Regions from separate parts of the Homo sapiens genome. Here region 1 is linked to region 2. A link is a contact called in ENCODE Hi-C or POLR2A ChIA-PET data. All regions are on one chromosome and are shown on one strand. The core of a region is the stretch at or near the end of the contact, and the rest is flanking DNA. Distances in the headings are between cores, read along the strand shown.

Region 1 (2,700 bases), core at 167-2,666, 48 kb after region 2:
TTCCCCGCTTGTCTATATCAGATCTTCTTACTGATACTTAATATTTAAAGTAACAAATGCAAAGTACTTATACTCACTTTTTGAAATGCTTTTAATAAAGGGCTGAAAGTAGATCCCCCTTTTCCATGGCCTCCAGGGAGTGGCTACATCCTTAGCTGTATGTTGGAAGCCCACACTGGGCACAGATATTTTCACAGCCATAACCAGTTATAGCTTTCAGCAAAGGGCAGATTTCACCAAGCTTTTCATTTCCCTTCTTTATTTTTAGGTGTCTTTTATATTGTTGAAAGACACCACTTGGCAGCAAGGTCCCATGAGTCAAGGCCAACTTGCCACATAGTTGAATACAGGCAAAAGTTTTTTTCTCACCAGACAGGAAATGTAACAGGGGTATGGAAATTATTATAAAACCATGCAGAAATACTCACAGTTTTGGTTTGGCAAGCAGAGGTGGTGGCTCCTTAGTGGGTGAAAGCAGGACAGCTGGTGTTGGAAGAGATTTATTACTGTTAGCTTTGCCGTTAATCAGTCCATTTACTCCACGGCTGGGATGGACTCCGTTCGTTTCCCTCTCAGCAGCATTGAATTGCATTTGAAGGGCTGCCCTGCTCAGGCCTAACTCAGGGTTGTTCACCTGCTGGATCTCAGATGGTTTCTTTGAAGCCAACTCCAAGGAACTTGTCTCCAAGATTGGAGGGGGAGGTGGAAAGTGTTGGAAGTGGTCATTGTTGGATTCTCCCATTGACTCGTAACTACAGTTTTCAGTGTTGGCTAAGGAAGGGGAAAGAGAGGAAAAACATAAGAAGATGCCACTAGTTCAACAAGTGATTTCACACTGTCAGAGTCTTCTGAGAATCCCTGTGTTGTGTGAAGTTGTTAAAGAAGAGGTGATTGTGCTGCTCTCATCTGACGCAGAAGCACTGCCAGCTGGAGGGCCTGGTTCTTTCAAGCTTGTTTTGAACGAGTGCTACCGTTTCATTTCCTGACTGAGCTCACATTTGGGGAACCCAGCTACCGAATCATAAAAATTCCAAACAAGAGCTAAAGATAGAACTTGGCAAAAAAAGTGACAACACAAACAGTATCAACCAACAATGCTTTGTCCTCTCACGTTTTGGTCCATGGGTCCGACTGAACATCCTAGCTGTCACTACTCAAATTGGCTCAAGCTGTAAAGGTTTTATGTGGATATTCATCTAAAGCTAGGGAAGGTAAACCTTGGAGTCCAAGTAAAATTTCATAATCTCATAAAAATATTTTTTTCCATATTAGGTGATTGCTCCAACTATAACTCAGTACGAAAGAGATTTTTATTTGTTGCCCTCAATAGGCTGAAAGCATCTTGAGATCACGTCTTTTTTAGATTCTGCACCTTGCCCACACAGCCCAGCAGAGCTCCTGGCATGCACTCAAAAATGCTTATTGAGGTAAACAAAAAGCTCAGAAATAAAATATTTGTTGATTATGTTTGACCTATAGCAGATTTACTGCAGAAACAAATGGAAAATATTACACACAAATTTTTGCCACTCAGACTTATAGAGCCCAGGGTTTTGGCCATATTGTTTAAACACTGCACTCCTGCTATGGCCATTTGATGGGACAGTGTTGAAGCCAACTCGGAATCAAAACGCTGGGGTCCTCTTTGCTCTGTAACTCTGATCCTGACACTTAGGTTTCTTTCAGCACTTACAGTAGTCATTCACAGAAACCATTTCCCACTTAAGATGACCCTCCCATTTCTTTTCTTAATGAAGATGAAAAAGCATTTACAGTTGCCACTCTAAGGTCCCTAAATAAGTTTTGGTTGTGTCTCTGCTGCCACCTAGCACCAAGTTCTTGCTCTTCTGAAGGAATCCAAGTACAATTCAGTTGTTCTCTCCAAGTCCGTATCATTTAACAAATGACCCATTTATTGATTCCCTACTATGTACATTATGTTCCAGGCTTGGTCAAAAACATATTTTAAAAATATCTTTAAGATGAATGGCAGAGATGAGGCAATTAAAGTAAGCTAATGCTCATTAGTAACTAGAAAACAGACAAATAAAAAGAAAAGAAAAGAAAAGAAAAAGAAAAAAAGCTGTTTCATATTGCCTTCCCTAGTGGTAAGTTTTTGAGTTTAGAAAATATCCATATATTTTTGAAAATTGACTTCAATAATACAATACATTGCTTTCTTTTTCATATTAGTTATATACTATCATTGATACAGACTATCAGTGAAATTTGAGTTTGAAGGCCTTTACAGCTTCTCTGAGTTTTATCTTGTATTACATTTTATACAAGAAGGCTTATCTTGTATTACCTTTTCAGAAGTTTCAACAGTGGATCAGACAATGGCTTATTTGTACAAGTATCTCCAGATCTCATGTGTTGGCACTGCTGAGAAAGTGACTGCACCTCTGATGCAGAGGTGGCTTTCCAATGTGAATATGATTCTAGGTTAGCGGGAGGATGTTAGGAAACCAGCTCCATCGTTTCCAAGACCAAGACTGCACGATTTTAAAGAAAGCCCCCTGTGTGTTCAGTTGCTACACGATCATTATCTTTTTGTTTGTCATCTCCACTTCACTCCTTCTTCTCCCCTCCCCTAAAGCCTTTGTTTCACGATGAACTTAGATTGTTAGGGTGACTCCTGGAGTGGCCAGATTCCTGAAGGCTGAGCTGAGCTCTCTTCCTGGGACAGTCGCTTTGTCC
Region 2 (2,700 bases), core at 28-2,527:
ATTAGCCACCATGCCCAGCAGGAAATACTCTATTCTAGTGTCAGTGGCATTCTTTTTGCTTCCCTCATAATCCTGGACCTGCACAGGATTAGAATTTCAGTCACTTTTTCCTAATGAACCATGTTTAGGTTTTATCACTTTATAATGCTCTCTTATTCTTCTCCAAACTCAAAGTCTTATTTCCCTGTGGTTTTCTTCTTCTCACAGGTTCCTCTTTCCCCAAAGGAACAAAGAAAGGATGGATGGGTGGGGTCCTTTGAGGCTGGATATGGTAAATGCTACAGAGATTGAGTTAACCTGGAAAAACTGTGGTTTGAAACAGGAAGTGACTCAGTTTCCTTGAATAGGTGAGTGAGGTCTAGGTACCTTCCTGCCAAGTAGAGCAAGTTGAATTCATATTTTATAAATAAAGGTGCTTTTCTGCACATGAATGGTACTGTGCATTTTAAAATCCTACTATACACGAATACTTAGGGGATGATTGAACTGGAAAAGTGGAGAAAGGGTAAGATTGGTGGGGTCAGTATAATGGAGCATATATTGTTTCTATATATATATATATATATATATATATATATATATATATATATTTTTTTTTTTTTTTTTTTTTTTTGAGATGGAGTCTCACTCTTGTCACCCAGGCTGGAGTGCAATGGCACGATCTCGGCTCACTGCAACCTCCGCCTCCCGGGTTCAAGTGATCCTCCTGCCTCAGCCTCCTGAGTAGCTGGGATTACAGGTACCTGCTATCACGCCTGGCTAATTTTTTTTTGTATTTTTAGTAGAGACGGGGTTTCACCATGTTGGCCAGGCTGGTCTTGAACTCCTGACCTCAGGTGATCCATCCGCCTTGGCCTCCCAAAGTGCTGGGATTACAGGCATGAGCCACCATGCCCAGCCTTGTTTTTATACTTTTAATCTAAGAAATCCATTTGCACAGGCCCAGCCCATGGATCTGTGAGTCTAGCATGTAGTATTTCTTGGTGAGAGAAACTAGGGATTTCAACTATGCACAAGTGGGGGATGTGGGAGGGGGAAAAAGAAAACCATTCTAAAACATTTAAAATTTACTGTTCGTGGTTACAAGTTTCCTTAGGAGACATAATATTTTTTTTTCTCTAGTCTAAAAAAATAATTTGGACTAACCTCAAAAAAGCTGGGTTTAATGTTTCTCAGACTGTTTCCAAGCAGACTAAAATACCAACAAACTCATATCCACAGGGAGAGGTTTATGGTTCACCAAGTTTGCATGATTCATGCTGAAGAACCTACACGCCTGAGATGCATGGATGTGCCTTCTGAATGCAACGTGGGGAACACACACACCCAAGCAGTGGATTCTTTAGAAGGGCTGCCTGACGTGGAGGGCCACTGTGGAGAAAGTGGAGTCACTGAAAGGAAGACAGGAGAAAGAGGACAGGCAGCATTTCACATTCATTTTGGATCTGTATGGGAAAAGCATTCTGGTAGCAGCTTTGGAAATTTGAGTTGGATCAATGTCTGAGCCAACAGTTTCAGATGCTTATTCAAATCCTCTTCAAAGCAACAGCTCTTGAGCTTGAAAAGATGAGTTTTAAACATTAAAAAAAAAATAGCAGGAAGGAGCCATCAGGATAGCTGGGCCAACCATGCTCAAACTGTCAGAGTTGGAGAACTAATTTAATACAAATGAAAGAGCATTTTAAATGGTCCCTATGATTAAATATGTTATTATTATTTTTTGAGATGGAGTCTCGCTCTGTCGCCCAGGCTGGAGTGTAGTTGCGTGATCTCAGCTTGCTGCAACCTCCAGCTCCCAGGTTCAGGCGACTCTCCTGCCTCAGCCTCCCAGATAGCTGGGATCACAGGCATGCGCCACCACACCCAGCTAATTTTTGTATTTTTAGCAGAGACAGGTTTCGCCATGTTGGTCAGGCTGGTCTCGAACTCCTGACCTCGGGTGATCCTCCCACCTCGGCCTCCCAAAGTGCTGGGATTATAGGCGTGAGCCACCCCACCCAGCCTAAATATGTTAATTTTTATGAAAAGGCTTTGTAAATTCTAAAGTGGTATAGTGACACCTGTTACTATTGCCGTTGTCATTTTCACTTAGTCATCATGCCGCCCAGCTACAGCAGCCCAGAGGTGATGTGTCACATACCTCACTGTTGTGGCCCTCTGGCCATGAGGTCTAATTACAGATGGACATGGAACTGTCCTGAGATTTCGTTCTTTCTGTCAGAAAATAATCATAATGCTCATTTGAATCACAGAAATGGCTACAAGTAAACTAATAAATGAGAGTTGTTCTCATAATAGATTTAAATTATTTCTTAACGTTTCCATTGTCATCTCAAATCATTACATGGGCATTGGATACAAATGATGCTAGCACCCTCCCTAGTCAGTAATGACACCATCATATTTAGGACATCAACAACCCGAGTAATGACTCTTTTTCACAATTTAGCCTTTCAGGCACTCACCCTAGGATGTTTTTTTGACTTGGCAATGTAATACATTGGGATTTAGAAGTTATCTAAAATTTTTCACCTTGTAGATAAGAAATCTGAGGAAATCAACATTTCCAGCTGGGTACTGTATCAGTTTTCTGTTTGTCCTCACAGCTAATTCCTTGAAACATCTGTTTGTATTTCATGGTGTCTACTTTCCTACCTTTCATTCTTTCAACACACTTCACTCAGGCTCTGTCTCCGCCCC

Evidence for each region. Hi-C counts contacts between places; a loop is a spot of excess contacts on that map. ChIA-PET counts read pairs that join two places held with the same protein, here RNA polymerase II (POLR2A). Pooled maps may share reads with other maps.
Region 1: a map of posterior vena cava shows a loop between it and region 2 (35-fold over the local background). The contact joins two enhancer-like sites. A Hi-C loop is called at or near these places in 7 of 168 maps with a recorded cell type or tissue (aorta, ascending aorta, cardiac septum and 2 more) and 8 of 50 pooled maps. POLR2A ChIA-PET finds 5 or more read pairs at or near these places in 5 of 52 experiments (MCF 10A, PC-3, PC-9 and 2 more).

Annotation. Positions count from the first base shown.
Region 1 is chr4:168,709,652-168,712,351 of GRCh38, reverse strand. It overlaps PALLD (palladin, cytoskeletal associated protein), which reads right to left. Exons shown (of 22, transcript NM_001166108.2): 10 at 429-771. Among named protein-coding and RNA genes, the nearest start is that of PALLD-AS1, 62 kb to the right of the region's middle. Within about 2 kb of position 1,416, at least 10 of the 41 ENCODE cell types and tissues checked have a DNase peak (open chromatin) inside an H3K27ac peak, as active enhancers do; they include ascending aorta, where a contact is called at or near this core.
Region 2 is chr4:168,757,093-168,759,792 of GRCh38, reverse strand. All of the region lies in intron 10 of PALLD (palladin, cytoskeletal associated protein), which reads right to left. Among named protein-coding and RNA genes, the nearest start is that of PALLD-AS1, 110 kb to the right of the region's middle. RefSeq lists an enhancer at 1,399-1,899. Within about 2 kb of position 1,277, at least 4 of the 41 ENCODE cell types and tissues checked have a DNase peak (open chromatin) inside an H3K27ac peak, as active enhancers do; they include ascending aorta, where a contact is called at or near this core.